3 separate regions of the Mus musculus genome follow, and regions 1 and 3 are each linked to region 2. Evidence: chromatin loops called from intact Hi-C (ENCODE). Cell type or tissue: heart. All regions are shown on one strand.

Region 1 (5,000 bases), 64 kb before region 2:
TCTCTAATACTAGAGAGCATATTAATTCTAGACTATTTCACCACGTGTGATGGTTAGTTTTAACTGTCACCATGGCATAGAACAAAATACACACATATAAATGTTTATATACACACATACATGCATATATGTATTACATACTACATACATATATACACATATATACTATATAACACATACATATATGACCCACACAAACCTATATTAGTGTGAGCATGTTTGCTGGGGATTGCCTTGATCATCTTAATTGATGGGAGAAGACTCACTTTAAGTGTGAGCAGCACCTTCTGGTAATGGCCCAGGTAAAAGGCAGAAAGAAAGCTTTGCTAACTTGCCTCCTTAACCTTCATTCTCACTGGAGAGTTCATTGACCTTTTTGGTGTGTAAGGGTCCATGATTTGCTGAAGGATGTCACCCTGGACTCCAATAGTATGTAACCACAAAGAGTGTTGAATTCTGCAGAAGTCTAGCAAGCTGGGTCTCCCATGACCCAGGTAGAGAGACACCCAAGTGAGCTCAGAGGCCTGATTTAAAGCACATTAGGGAGTTCTGGGGTAGGTGACCTCTATGATAATCTGTTGGGTCCATCTCTACTGACATTCCATTGCCGGGGTAGAGAGGCTGTAAACTTGTTGGGGGAGGCCTGGAAACTGCTGCTGACCCATTGTCCTTGCCTCGGGCCAGACAGGTGGCCAGACAGGTGGCGGGCCGGCTTCGGAGGCCTGGACTTGCCTGGACTTGCCCAGGTCTTGGTAAGAGATTTAGGCCTAACCTCCTTAACTGCCAATTTGAAGCCTGTCATGGAGTCAGCCTAGCCTTCTCAAGCGCTGGTATTAGAACCTTGCTAGGCAGAGACCCAACAGTTCTCCAGGAGTCCCTCAGGTCTTCACAGGCAGATTGGGCTGAGGCTCCTAGCTTTGAGGACTGACCACCAGGTTTTCAGCATTTGCTGTGAGACAACCACTGTCTGGCCTCTCCAAGTGTACCACATAAGCCAAGGTGGTAAGTCATCTTTTAATATATGTTCATTCCATTGGTTCCTTCTTTTCTAGAGAGACCCGATATACCAAAGATCAACTTTCCATACGGCATGCATCATTTTAAAGCGTATCAGCAAATGTGTTGACACCAGGGAGTCTGGTATTTGAATACCATCGTAGAGGTAAATAGCAAATTATCCTCTGGGAGAAAAAAAAAAATCCAAAAGCAACTAAATAATAAGGCCCATGATTAAAAATGGGTAGTATCCTATGATTAGTTCAAGCCACTAGGACCTCATACAAGTCCAACTAAATCAAGCCACTTGAGGTAGTGTTAGTAACCACTTTTAGTGAGCTAAATGGTTGTCCAGAAAACTTAAGAGCAAAAGCAGGTATATTTCTAAATTTTACTTTTAATAGTTGTGCACGCTAGCATGTAATCAGAGCACAGCTTTCGGGAGTCTTCCATTTTGGGTCCCTGAGTTCTTTAATATGGCACTATTTTTCAATTTGGGAGCACAAAGAAAGTCTATAATGGGTTAGTGGCAGAGCCTTATGTCTACCATAAGTATGACTCTGAATTGGTCACCCAGCTCCAAAATACGAATAAAATTCAGAGGAACCTTTTAAAATGGGTTATGGCAAAGTTGAATCAAAAAGTTTAAAAACTTCGAAATGAAACCCCCACAGAAAAACTTGCGTTCGGGCCAAAAGATGGGAAGGACAATCGCCTTAAGCTGTTTGAGAATTCACATTAATTTCTAAGCAAGTCTCTAGTGGCCAGCAAGCCGCACAGGCTGGGACGCCGAAGACATGGGGTGAGGGCATCCTCACGTGCGGTGGCTAGGCAACCGCGGGCGCCTTCTCACGGTGCTAGCCCCGCCTCCTGAGGCACTTCCGCCGCCGCGCGCCTGGACCTTCTCCCTCTCATTGGTTCGTGGCTCGCCGAGGATGGGCGGGGGAAACGCGTAAGTCCTTGCGGTCACTTCCGGCCCGGGAGCGCGCGGGTTGATTTGTCCTTCCTCAGCTGCGGGCGCTCGGAGCTCGGAAATGGCGGGTAAGTTCCCGGGAAAAGTTTAGCAAGGGGAGGAGGCGGGTGCTTCTGGGGAAGAACGTTGAGGCGGCCGTGACAGTGGCCGCCTGGAACTTTCGGGCTCTAGCAGAGGTTCCAGAAGGCCTCTCCCTTCCGCGAGGCACTGAGGGTCGGGGACTGGCTCCCGGTGGGCCGCGCTCGGCGCCACCGCCCCCGGTGCTGACGCTCGGCGCCTCCCGTGGGCCTCCCGGGCCTTGAGCTCAGGCAAGGCGCTCAGTTTGGTCTGGTGGAGCGCGGTCTGCCTCGGAGCCTTTCACCCCCTCGTTCCCCTTTGCTCACTGTCGCCCTAATGTAACCCATTAGGTCCAGTTCCCGCCAGCTGATCCTCTCCAGGGCCCTGCCCACCTCCCTCCCAGCCAACTTCTGAGCGAGCGCGGTGCTGCTGCCCTGCCCTGGTTCAGGGCACACTCAGGGTCTCATAACCCTTCAGGATTCCTGAGATCATTGTTTTTTTAGATGTCCTTTGAGAAAGTCGTTTTTACACTGCCCAACTTGTCACTTAGAATGGAACTTCTGTGCTGTGTGTAGTAGAATCCTCTTGCTGTGCTTTATTCGTTTCTAGCCTTGGAGAAATTTCTGGTGGAGTATAAGAGTGCCGTGGAGAAGAAACTAGCAGAGTACAAGTGTAACACCAACACAGCAATCGAGCTGAAACTAGGTGCGTATTTCCTTTCAGAGGAGTTCTGTGTGTGCAGCCCTGTATTTAACAGAGCCTTTAAAATAGGAAACACAGCTTGAGGTTAAGACGATTACGTAACAGGTACTTTCTGCGTTGACTGGACATGGAGATTTTAGGCAGTTCTCTAAGTTCATGCGGTAGAAGGGGTAGGGGAAAGATAGTGATAAGAAAGTGAAAGATAGTGTGGCAGAAAGTATATGTGATCTCATCTTAAAAATTGCAAATACACCAGGCAGTGGTGCCGCATGCCTTTAATCCCAGCACTTGGGAGGCAGAGGCAGGCGGATTTCTGAGTTCGAGGCCAGCCTTGGTCTACAGAGTGAGTTCTAGGACAGCCAGAGCTATACAGAGAAACCCTGTCTCGGGGGAAAAAATTGCAAATGGGGGATGGAGAGATGGCTCAGCTGTTAAGATCATTGACTGTTTTTCCAGAGGTCCTGAGTTCAAATCCCAGCAACCACATGGTGGCTTACAACCATCTGTAATGAGATCTGATGCTCTCTTCTGGTGCTCGTACTTACATATAATCATTCAATCAATCAATCTTCAGGCCCCAGGGAGCAGGACTGGTAAGAGCACTGACTGTTCTTCCGGAGGTCTTGAGTTCAAATCCTAGAAACTACATGGTGACTCACAAACATCTATGATGAGATCGGATGCCCTCTTCTGGTGTGTCTGAAGACAGCTACAGTGTACTTAGATATAATAAATAAATCTTTTTAAAAAAAATTGCAAATATGATAATAACAGCTGTTGGTTAGGATGTGGAAATTCATGGGTTGCTGGTATTATATCTAAAATGATATAACAACTTTGGTTTGGAAAAAAAATTTAAATGTATTTTATGTTCATAAGTGCTTTCTCTATCTTCATGAATACCAGAAGAGGACATCAGATTCCCACCATGTGTTTGCTGGGAATTGAACTCAGGACCTCTGGAAGAGACCAGTGCTCTTTTTTTTTTTTTTTTAAAGATTTATTTATTTATTATATGTAAGTACACTGTAGCTGTCTTCAGACACTCCAGAAGAGGGCGTCAGATCTTGTTACAGATGGTTGTGAGTCACCATGTGGTTGCTGGGATTTGAACTCCGGACCTTCGGAAGAGCAGTCGGGTGCTCTTATCAACTGAGCCATCTCACCAGCCCTAGTTTAAAAAAAAAAACAAACATAAATTAGCTACGTGAGCCAGCCCTTTTATTAGGTGTCTGTTCAAGGGAAGTGAAGATGTTCATTTATACATGAATACTTAAAAGTGAGTTATTTACAATAGCCAAAAAGTGTAAACAACTCATAAAGCAGTTGGTAAACAGATAAAGTATGCCATAGTTATTCAGTGGAATATTGTCTGACAATAGAAGTTCTGATACCTGTCACACAATGTGGAGAAATCTGAAAAACATGCTAAGTAAAAGAAGGCAGGCAAAACCAGTATAGTGTGTCCATTTGTTTAAAATGTTCAGAAAGGACATCTGCAAAGACAGACGGTAGAGAATCATTACCCCAGGCTAAATGTAGGCTCCTGACTGTCCTGGAACTTACTCTGTAAACCAGGCTGGTCTTGTATTTCCCTTAGTGATGGACCTGAAATCATAAGCCATTTAAATCCTTGACAGAGTTGCTTTTAGTCAGTGTTTTATCACAGCGCCAGAAATGAAACTAGAACCAATGCAACTAATCCAGTGATTGTGACAAGAGGTCATAGTTTACTGAACCTTCACTCCACAGACTCCTAATCAAGATGGTATTTTCTGTACTTACATATGTTATTTTTCTAAAACTGGCATTCTGTTATATAATGTGCTTTCTCTGCAGCTTGAAAATGTGTGATGTATACATAACAGTTTGCACACATGCAGAAGCCAGTGGAGGATACCCGCTTTCTTTGTCATTCTCCACTGTTACTTCCATGACATGGGGTCTCTAGCAATTTCTGCGAGAATGGCAGGGCAGTGAACTCTGGAGAGCCACATATTTCTACTTGTGGTGTATACCTGTAATCCTAACACCTGGGACGTGGAGGCAGGAGGATCAGGAGTTGAAAGGCAACCACAGCTGCATAGAGGTCAAGGCAGATGAAGGGAATGTACTATTCTTTAGTGACATTGCCTCCCACAAAAGTACCCATACTACCACCATATTTTTGTTGTTATAACCTGTTTTTTTGTTTGTTCGTTTGTTTTTCTTAACATAATTTGTTGTTTGTTTCTTTTTTTTGAGATGGGGGTCTCTTGTAACTGAGGATGGC
Region 2 (5,000 bases):
GACCAGGCTGGCCTCGAATTCAGAAATACTCCTGCCTCTGCCTCCTGAGTACTGGGATTAAAGGCATGTGCCACCACACCTGGCACCCAGCAAGTCTTTTATGTGAACAGTGTATATATGCACATAAGCACAAGCATGTGTATGCATTCCAGAAGTCAATGTCATGTGTCCTTTTATGTCACTTTCCAGTGTCTATGTACCAACTGTGTTCCTAGTACCCATGGAGGTGGTGAACCACCATGTTGACTCTCCTAAATGGACATGGTATTGAGCTGCACCCTAAGGTCTTATCTTTATACCCATACATCTGTGTGTTTCTTAATCTTCCTGAGAGAAACTTCTTTTTGAAGTAGATGGAGATTAATATAAAGACTGACAACTGGCCAATGTGCAAGATTAATAGACTGTGCTCATCCCTAAATGGGAGATATATCTCTATCTAGATCAATATCTATCTCTTTATCTATCTCTATCTATACCCTCTCTCTGTCTCTCTGTCTGTCTGTCTGTCTGTCTCTCTCTCTCTCTCTCTCTCTCTCTCACACACACACACACACACACACACACACATACACACACACACACAAACACACACACACATACACACATACACACACACACACACACACACACACATACACACATACACACACACACACACACACACACACACACACACATTCCCTAACTCCAAGGTTCAGGGGATGATCTCCTAAGAGGGGAGCTATGAAAAGATTCTAAGGGCCAGAGGTACAGGGTGACCTCTGTGGAAGTGTTTTCTGGATGAAACAGGACCAAGGCACACATGGATTCATAATGGCTGTCACTACACGCACAAGACCTAGCTAGCCGAGATCTCAACATAGATTGGGACAAGGACACAAAGTCCCATTCATAGCTGACAATTGACAGAGCTACTGAGGGGATGAGGGTGGTCAGTTTTCTCCAGGGTTTCTGCCCCTGAAAGGATCCCCGTGCTCCAGTAGATGGCCCTACATTCATGTGCATACTGGCAGTAGATGGACTCAGTGTGTTAAAATAAAAGCACATGAAGTTGAAAGGGAAATGTGGTGGAAGGGATGAGCAGGAGTTGGAGGAGAAGGATGGGGGCGCGTGGTGGTGCTGGGAGTGTATTAGACAAAAACACATTCTATGTGTGTATGATATTCTCAAACAAAAAGAATACCCTTGGATTAAGTGTTCTCCGATTTGAGGTTTGTGATGAGTTGAACTCTGCCTCCTGAGGTTAAAGGTGTGCCAGTTGAGCATGTGGACTCTTTTATTTTTTATTTTATATATGTAGTACAGTGTAGCTATCTTCAGACACACAAGAGGAGGGCATCAGGTTCTATTAAAGATGGTTGTGAGCCACCATGTGGTTGCTGGGAATTGAACTCAGGAAGAGTCCTAAGTGTTCTTAACCGCCGAGCCATCTCTCCAGCCCGCATGTGGATTCTTTAAAATCAATGAGAAGACATCCACATATTCACAAGGAATCCTTATCGATCTCGACTGCATTCAAAGTCCAGAAACTGCTACACTACAGTTTGGGTTCTTTCACCATACACATCTTGGGGTATCATGGTCTGTGTTGAGCACAGGAAGCTACCAAGATGGATAACACCTGGTCCATGAGCGTCTGGACTCCACCGCAAAACAAGGGCAAGAGGCACAGAACCTGGTGAAATCGGGCAACAGTATCATCGAAGGTACAGCGGCTGCCTCACTTGCCTTGACATAGGGGCTATGCAAGCTGACATGCGTCATTCTTTAAATATCTAATTTAGGGATAACAGCAGTTAATACTGCCAAGCAGGAAGTGTCATCAGGGAAGGAGAAATCCTGTGAAGATACCCACAGGGCCACATAGGTGTCCCAACTATTCTATTCTGGAGTCTCTGCTGAGTAATTAATATTCTAACATTGCAAAGGGAAGCTGATCAAACTGATCCAACTTTTTCAACTAGTTGCCTGGAAATGATTTGTAACCGAATGAAAGGCGATGAAAGTGCTTTGTTGCACACTAAATTGTGTTTGTTTGTTTGTTTTTTTTTTCCTCTCGCCCAACTTCACGTATCCATGCACCAAAATGGTGATTCTATAAATACTGGAGGCTACACTTACATGACGACTTTCTTCCATCCCTGATGGGTCTGGAAGCTCAGAGAGAGAACTGCGGCCGGAGCCAGCCTCTCCTGGTGGAAGCGAGCTGGCCGCAGACGGAGCTGCTGGCCTCGACACCAGAGGCACTCGCTAGCCCGGGCTCCTGCAAGCCAGCTCACGCGCGCGCGCGCACTCGCCTCCCACTGCTTCAGCGCTTCTGGGCTTTGAGAGCGCGGCTACTCCAGTGGGCGGAGCTGCGAGGCTCTCTTGGCCACGTGACCGGAGCCAACATGGCGGCGCCCATCGGCGTCCCCCTGCTCGTCCGTGGAGGTAAGCGATCGGCATACGACCGCTCCAGGGCTACGCGCCCAGAGACACGTCCGCGCGTGGGCTTGGTACGCACGTGCGTACTTTCAGTCGGACCCGCGTATACCATACACGTTGGCACGCTGCAGAAACAGACACACGTTTGTCCTCTTCTTACCATGTTGCTTGAGTGCTTAGTTCTTGAGATTTGTGGGTCGTTACCTGAAGTTTTCTTCCCTCTCTTTACTTGTGTGGTTAGTGTTGCAGACGTATCTACCAGCGACGACGGTGAAATGCGCCGGAACACTCGGTTTAGAGCTGTTGGATTGGCATGCCTTTTTGAGAAACTTGTAAAAGGTGATGACAGTCATGATGACTTAGGAGAGCTAACGATGTCAGGGGCATTCCAAACAGATGCGTTTCCGGCGAATCGTTGTTGAATTAGTACTAGGTTCGGATTCTTTGCTAGCAAGAACTCAAAAATAGGTTCAAGAAGGACGAAAAAAAAAAAAAGGAACACCAACGACTTTAGATACAATTTAAGTGCCAGGCACATAGGAACGGTTTTAGGAGGTAAATATTTTCAGAGCAATACTCAGCACGTATTATATACCTTCCGAGCCATCTCACCAGTCCAGCTTAACTTAATACAATCCCCTTTTGTGAAGTCAGATACCAACTTATTTGTGTGTATCTAAGGGTGTGTAAAAAAGTTTGACGTTGACATGGAATGGTGTCCACAAAAATATATTATTTGGAATATTTGGAAAAAGCAAGTTGTAGGACATTAAAATTACATATATTTGTTTGTCTGGTGTATGCTCAAACAGGTGCCAAGGTGTGCATACAAAGGTCACAGGGTCATAGGAGAACTTGTGGGAGTTCTCCCATTATCTGTTTTTCAGACCATGAGGCTTGGTTCAGGCTTTACCCACTGAACCATCTCACCAGCCCAGTTTAGCTCAATACAGCCCCCCCTTTGTGAAATCAGATACTCATATATTTGTGTAGTTATATTTGTGTGTATATGTGTATCTAATATAATACATACAGAGAATGACATACACGATTCACGGCTTTGTGAAATAAAATATTCAGTTTTTATGAAATGCCCATATTTTCCAAAGCACTCAAAATATAGTGCTACATATCTTAGAGGTTTTTGGCAAAGATGACTCTGGTCATTCTGTGTGTACCCAGAACTTCTCATCACTTGAATGATCTTGTACATTTAATACAACTTGTTCATGTGAAGATTAGATTTTCTTTTTTTAGCCTTTGAAATGTTCTTCATAGGAGAAATTTCAAACACACAACAGAGCGGCAAACTCTGCATACACATTGTCTGCTCACAAATCATGTGTGTAGAGACACTCACTTCTCCACCCCAGCCACAGTGCCTCCCACGATGGTATTATTTTAAAGGATGTCCTAGGTATATCACTTTATTTGTAGATTCTTTTGCCTATGTATCTCTGAAAACTGTGCCTAGGGAGTATAGCTCAGTGGTTAGCACCCATAAGCCTTGGTTTGGGGTTCCCCTGCTCCATAAGAGGAGAAAGAAAGAAAAAAAGGAAGGAAGGAAGGAACAAAGAAGGAAGAAAAGAAAGACAGAAAGACTGAGAATCCTACTCATTGTCTTGTATATTGTACTTATTTTTAGAATTTCTATTTAGCTATTTATTTGTTTTAAGACAGAATCTCCTGTAGCCTTGAACTCCTGGTCCTTCCGCCTCTACCACCGTGTGTTGAGATTAGTGGTGTAAACCACCCGTCATACTGGGCATTTCTCTGTCAGTTTCTCTGTTCAGATTTCCCAGTCATGCTCTTGTAACAATTGTTACATTTTATTTTATGAGACAGGGTCTTGTGTAGGGCGGGCTTGAATTCCTGGTCCTTCTGCCATTTCCAAGCATGTGCTGCCACACCCAGTAAACATAACAACTTTTTAAAAAAAGATTTATTTTTTATTTATGTGCATGCATGTAATCCATCTTGAGTTTACGTGCACCACATATGTGCAGGTACCTGAGGAGGCCAGAGGGAGTCATATCCCCTGGAACTGAAATTATAGGCAGTTGTGAGCCATAAGATACAGGTTATGAGAATCCAACTGGCCAGATCCTCTGGAAGAGCAGTAAGTGCTTTTAACCACGGAACCATCTCTCTAGCCCCGTAACGGCTATTTTAAACACTTGAAATCAGAGTTTCCCCACAGTCTGTCTTATTTGATGATGGTGGTGATGATGGTGGTGATAATTGATTGGCTACACTTTCCTGCTTCACAGCTCATGTAACATAATTATATATGTAACACAATGACTGGTATCTTTTGGAGATTATGTTGATTTTTTTTCTTTAAAATATGTTGAGTATTAGGCAGGTAGTTTGGTTCTCCCACACTTGGTGTTATCTTTGTTAGAACAGATTTTTTTTTGGGGGGGTGCCTTTATTTTTAGGGGAAATACCAGAGGTCTTACTCCAATGTAGAACTCAGTAAAGGTCAGATAGTATCTTAGACTTTTGTGAGCAATATTCTCTGTTACAATTACACAACTCTGCCAAGTACAAGTGAACATAGCTGTGTTCTA
Region 3 (5,000 bases), 76 kb after region 2:
TGCAGGTGAAGGTATTTATGGGGAAGGTATATAATCTGATTTAGTAATCTAGCCTGTGCTGCTAAACGCAGCAGCTCTGTAGGAAACAAACTTAAAGGAATTTTGTGTAATGTTCTTTGAAGTTAAGACTGAGAAGTAGGGTTCGTTTTTTTGTTTTGTTTTGTTTTTGTTTTTTAAGAGCCTCCTCTCTTCCACTTCCTCATCAGCTGACCAACTAAATTGACCTGACGCCTAACCCTGAACCGCAGGGATTCCAGACAGGAAGTGTAAGCTGGCTACCTGAGCTGTTGGCTCCTGAGGTGACTCCCGTGAGTTCTGCTCCCGATCTGGAACCTTCAGGACCAATGGGAGAGTCTAAGTTCCTTTCATACTTGGGCTGGCAAAGGTCTGAGCATTTTGGAGCAGGTGTGTCACTTTAGAGTTGGGTCAGTTGGAGGACTGCACACCGGGACTCACAAAGTAGAGATAAGATCTCACTTCCTGAAGTTTGCTGAGGCCTGTACACTCTTTCAGGGACCCGGCTCAGTTTCTCCCAAGACTTGCTTCCTTGAGTTAGGAAATAATTCTCAAGTGTGCTCCCTCACCTACACACAGCTCAGTTCTAAATGTGGCCAGACTCTGAAACCCTATCGTGCCCACCCGTTCCCAGTAGCCAGCCTGGCCTCCTGCTCTGCTAAGTGGAAGGACAGAGCACCTAGTAGACCCATGGTCGCTCTCTGGTTCCCCAACCCAACCAGTCTCTGGGATAAACTGGTCCTAGGCAATCCGGCCATCCGACGTCCCCATACCTTGCACTAAATTCCAAGAGACACCAGTCCAGTTTTCCCCATCCCAACCCCGGCGCACAACCGCAGCGATCACTTACATGGGCAAGGCCCGCAAGGCGAAGAGACCTTCGGTTCAGATGGCATCCAAGCGGCTGCGTTGGGCGCACAGGACGGCACTCCACACCCCAAAACAGGCACTAAGAAGGAGCTATTAAAATCGCGAGTACGACAGGAAGACCAGGACGAGGCGAGTTGGAGTTCTTAGTTGGTTGGTGTTACAAAGCCTCACCTTGTGGTTTGGCGATTAAGGAAAAAACAAAAACAAAACAAAAAACCTTTCAGGCGATGGCAAACCCTTTATTGGTTTACGAATTTTGGACTGTTGTTTTTTGTTTTGTTTTTTTCCTCTTTCTTTTGTTTTTCTCTTTTGCTCCAACCAACATGCTGCATGAAATGTTTCTGCGCACAGCCTCATGCCTTTAATCAGAAGAGGAAATCTTTAGGCAGGAGCTGCTGCTGAAGGAGAGAGAGAGAGAGAGAGAGAGAGAGAGAGAGAGAGAGAGAGAGAGAGAGAGAGAGAGAGAGAGAATGAGAATGAATCCCCTGTACTCATATCTGTAACGACATCACCGATGTAATTTGTTTTGAATGTTCATTTTTATTGGTGTTCCCTCTGCCAAAATGTGCTTGATTACAGAGGTCTCCCTGTGATCACTGTGCACTCCAGATAGGGGAAGGTGCCGCGGCGCAGGTTCAGCTCAGGCCAGATCAAATCCCCGGGCTGTTTAACGCTGAAAGGCTGCATGTTGCTATTAGTGTTAAATATATGGCTAATTATGCGTATGAAAATTAAACATCAGTGTTATGCTAATGGGGCGCCTTCAGCTGCGGATCTGAGCACTTGAGACTACCATTTAATCAAATGAATCAGTAACTAATACGTGTGCACGTGTGAACTTTCACAAGATCATTTCCCCCGGTCCCCGTCACACCGCTAAATTATGAAAGAAATAATTATCAACACTTTCTAATTACCTAACAAAGTAATTTGGGATTCATCGTGGGGCTGGCGGGATTGGGAACCAACAGTCCCTAGCAACCAGCGTAGTTTGCGCCACGCGAGGTGGTGTGTGGTAGTAGTGGGGGGGTGGAGTGCGAGAGAATCTTTTGTGCACTTTTCAACACTTGCACCCAGATGGTAGACAGCGCGCTTTGGCAGCTCTTTCCTTCACCAGCTTCCCCACCTCACCCCCGGGCCCGGAGGCTCCAGCTTTGGCCACTGGAGGTGAGGAAGAGATCGGGCGACAGAGAGGGGCATATCTAAACACAAATATTCAAGCCTACCACTGATCAGGATTTGCTGAGGGTGTCGGTGTCTCCCTAGGACTCCCAAACCCCAAGTACTCTGGCCAGACCCCAGGAGGTCGGAAAATGACCACCTGGCAGGAGTTCGATGCACCAGCCACCAGGCGACTGCGGGCCCTCAGGACTCCACGCTGAGCCGCGCCCTCGGGGCGAGTGAGCCCGGGGCTCGTGGCTCAGGGGGAGTGGAGAGGGGAGGGGGAGGCAGGAAGGTTGGGAGGGAAAGGAGGGGGGAGGCGGTGCGGCCGCCTTTCCTGGGTGGAGAAGCGTGGGTTCCTGGCTCTCCACGCGCACTGCTTTGATCAGACCCGTGCAGCCTCGAGCTGGAGTGGCCAGCTGGGCCTGGAGAGATGCGAGCAAGCCCCTGGGAACGGTGGCAACGGCGGGGCGGCGGCCGAGTGAGTGAGTTGGGCCAGAGGGCCCCCAAACCCAGATCCCCGGGATGTGGCCGAGAGAACCCCAACCTGGGAGGCGCGGCCTGGAGCGCGCTGAGCTAGGCACAAGACGCTCAGAAGGACCGCTGGCTGCAGGCTACCTGGGTTGTCGCCCAGTGCGCGACTCCGCGATCCAGAGACCGCGGCCGGACTCTGGAGCGGCGCTCCGCACCGGACTAGGTGACCTCAAGAAGAAGTGGTCCGGGGTCCCAGGCGTTGGGGGCGGGCGAAGGGTGGGGACAGCAAGGGGGAGGGCGACGGCAGGGCGCGGCTGGTTGGTTTCTGGGGCGGGAAGCGCGCGAGGGAGGCGGGAGGCTGGAGTCGCGCGCCTTCGAGGTTCCTGCGCGGACGCCGCAGCCCATTGTGCGTCCCGCTCCGCGCGCTCTGTTGCAGAGGAGCCCCGGCCGGGACGTGTGGACCGGATTCTCCCCAGGCCGGGCCGCGTCGCCCGCTCTAGTCCAGCCGAGCCCGAGCTTCTCGGACCAATCCCCGGTGATTATGCAAGAGAGCCGACCAATCAGCTCCACCAGCTCATGAATATTTATGACCTTGGCTGAGTCAAAGCTTTGAACCGAGTTTGGGGAGCTCGGCAGCATCATGCTTAGACTTTTCAAAGAGACAAACTCCATTTTCTTATGAATGGAAAGTGAAAACCCCTGTTCCGCTTAAATTGGGTTCCTTCCTGTCCTGAGAAACATAGAGACCCCCAAAAGGGAAGCAGAGGAGAGAAAGACCCACACCCAGACCCCGCGAGAAGAGATGACCATGACCACCATGCCAGAAAGTCTCAACAGCCCCGTGTCGGGCAAGGCTGTGTTTATGGAGTTTGGGCCGCCCAACCAGCAAATGTCTCCTTCTCCCATGTCCCACGGGCACTACTCCATGCACTGTTTACACTCGGCGGGCCATTCGCAGCCCGACGGTGCCTACAGTTCGGCCTCATCCTTCTCCCGACCGCTGGGCTACCCCTACGTCAACTCGGTCAGCAGCCACGCGTCCAGCCCCTACATCAGTTCCGTGCAGTCCTACCCCGGCAGCGCCAGCCTCGCCCAGAGCCGCCTGGAGGACCCAGGTACGTGCGCTTGCCAGGGACAAGGAGAGAAGGGAAGGAGAATAGGAGAGAGGGGGAGAAGGGGAGGGGGAAAGAGAAAAGACAAGAGAGTGTGGGGTAGAGAGGTGGGTGGGGGTGGGGAAAGCGCGGAAGTAGTAGAGGTTTCGGATATCAATCTGTGGATCCTTGTCACTGAAAAGAAAAAAATTATAAGTCAATTCAATTTACAACTGTCCAGCAAAGGATAAATCCGAGCGCGTCTCCTGGCACTGGCTGGGCCTCTGGGCCGCTCGGTGCGCCGAGCACACAATGCCCTGCTGGAAAACAGAAACCCACATGTGCACGTATTAGTCTCGGTAATTATTTATTGCGTAGCGCTATAAACAATGTATGCAATTAAGGGTAATTAAACCTCAACTACCGCCTGCAAAAAATAGCAAACTTTCTCTGCAAAGGCAATAGCTGCGCTCTTGGGAACGACCCAATTCTGTCTGCAGCAGCCAGGGACGTGCGCTCGGACCTTGAGGGACCTTCGCAGTCTTTCAGGGTTTCTTGAACGTTCTTTTCCGGACCCTACTTCTGCCAACCCATCCATAGACATTCATTCTCGTCCCTCCTCACTAAAGGCAGTGCAGCATTAACAAGGGTCTCTGCTTCTGTTGTCCCTCCAGGGGCGGACTCCGAGAAGAGTACGGTGGTGGAAGGCGGCGAGGTGCGCTTTAACGGCAAAGGGAAAAAGATCCGTAAACCCAGGACAATTTATTCCAGTTTGCAGTTGCAGGCTTTGAACCGGAGGTTCCAACAAACTCAGTACTTAGCTCTGCCTGAGAGGGCGGAGCTGGCGGCCTCCTTGGGACTCACACAGACGCAGGTACCTGGCCGCTCTGCCAAACAAGCCTCGGGAGCTGGGCTCCAGCCCCAGGCTTCACATTTTTTGTTCGCTGGGCCTCTGGTTCTAGGTGTCACAGTCCGCCCCCCAACCCGTGTGTGTGTGTGTGTGTGTGTGTGTGTGTGTGTATCCACCTCTGACTTTCAGCGTCTCCTCTTCCTCCCTCAAACTGTTTGCCCTAGCTCGGACCCTACTCTCTGACCTGCAGGCTACCTGGTCTTCTGACCAGGCAGGGAACTGGAAGGATTTCCCCAGACGTTTTGTTTGGAGGTTCTGAGGTCACACGTGCCTGAACAACTGGAACAATAGAAGGGGGATTTAATCTTCCTTAGCCTTTAAAGTGTGCCACTAATCACTCAGGTCCTGGGCCTAAGCCTGCTTCCCCCACCTCCTTCTTCTTGCGAGGTGGCAGAGGCAGATCCTTCCCTCTGGCCCTTCACTTCCCAAGTTCCAGATCCTTAAGAAGAAGGGGGAAAAAAAAAGTGAGATTTTTCTTT

The links. A loop is a pair of places that touch in the nucleus more often than their neighbours do. Peaks named below come from ENCODE experiments on the same cell type or tissue, not always from the same donor. Only the 100,000 strongest peaks of a DNase experiment are listed, where the experiment ranks them.
Region 1: it touches region 2 in a loop (2.3-fold over the local background); 3 of 42 quality-filtered maps call a loop at or near these places.
Region 3: a loop joins it to region 2, with 2.3 times the contacts of the local background. A loop is called at or near these places in 26 of 42 quality-filtered maps.

What each region holds. Positions count from the first base shown.
Region 1 is chr2:71,387,268-71,392,267 of GRCm38, forward strand. It overlaps Hat1 (histone aminotransferase 1), which reads left to right and starts at 1,993. Exons shown (of 11, transcript NM_026115.4): 1 at 1,993-2,037; 2 at 2,636-2,731. The coding sequence starts at 2,031. In heart, no CTCF peak of the experiment used is centred here; a DNase peak (open chromatin) is centred at 1,904; H3K4me3 peaks cover 1,806 bases; H3K27ac peaks cover 1,429 bases.
Region 2 is chr2:71,450,966-71,455,965 of GRCm38, forward strand. Metap1d (methionyl aminopeptidase type 1D (mitochondrial)) reads left to right here and starts at 2,373. Exons shown (of 10, transcript NM_025633.3): 1 at 2,373-2,433. The coding sequence starts at 2,394. In heart, a CTCF peak has its summit at 2,276; a DNase peak (open chromatin) is centred at 2,336; H3K4me3 peaks cover 1,589 bases; H3K27ac peaks cover 1,183 bases; H3K27me3 peaks cover 964 bases.
Region 3 is chr2:71,526,672-71,531,671 of GRCm38, forward strand. Dlx1 (distal-less homeobox 1) reads left to right here and starts at 2,774. Exons shown (of 3, transcript NM_010053.2): 1 at 2,774-3,635; 2 at 4,286-4,485. The coding sequence starts at 3,323. It also overlaps Dlx1as. In heart, no CTCF peak of the experiment used is centred here; a DNase peak (open chromatin) is centred at 3,050; H3K4me3 peaks cover 3,142 bases; H3K27ac peaks cover 1,818 bases; H3K27me3 peaks cover 4,547 bases.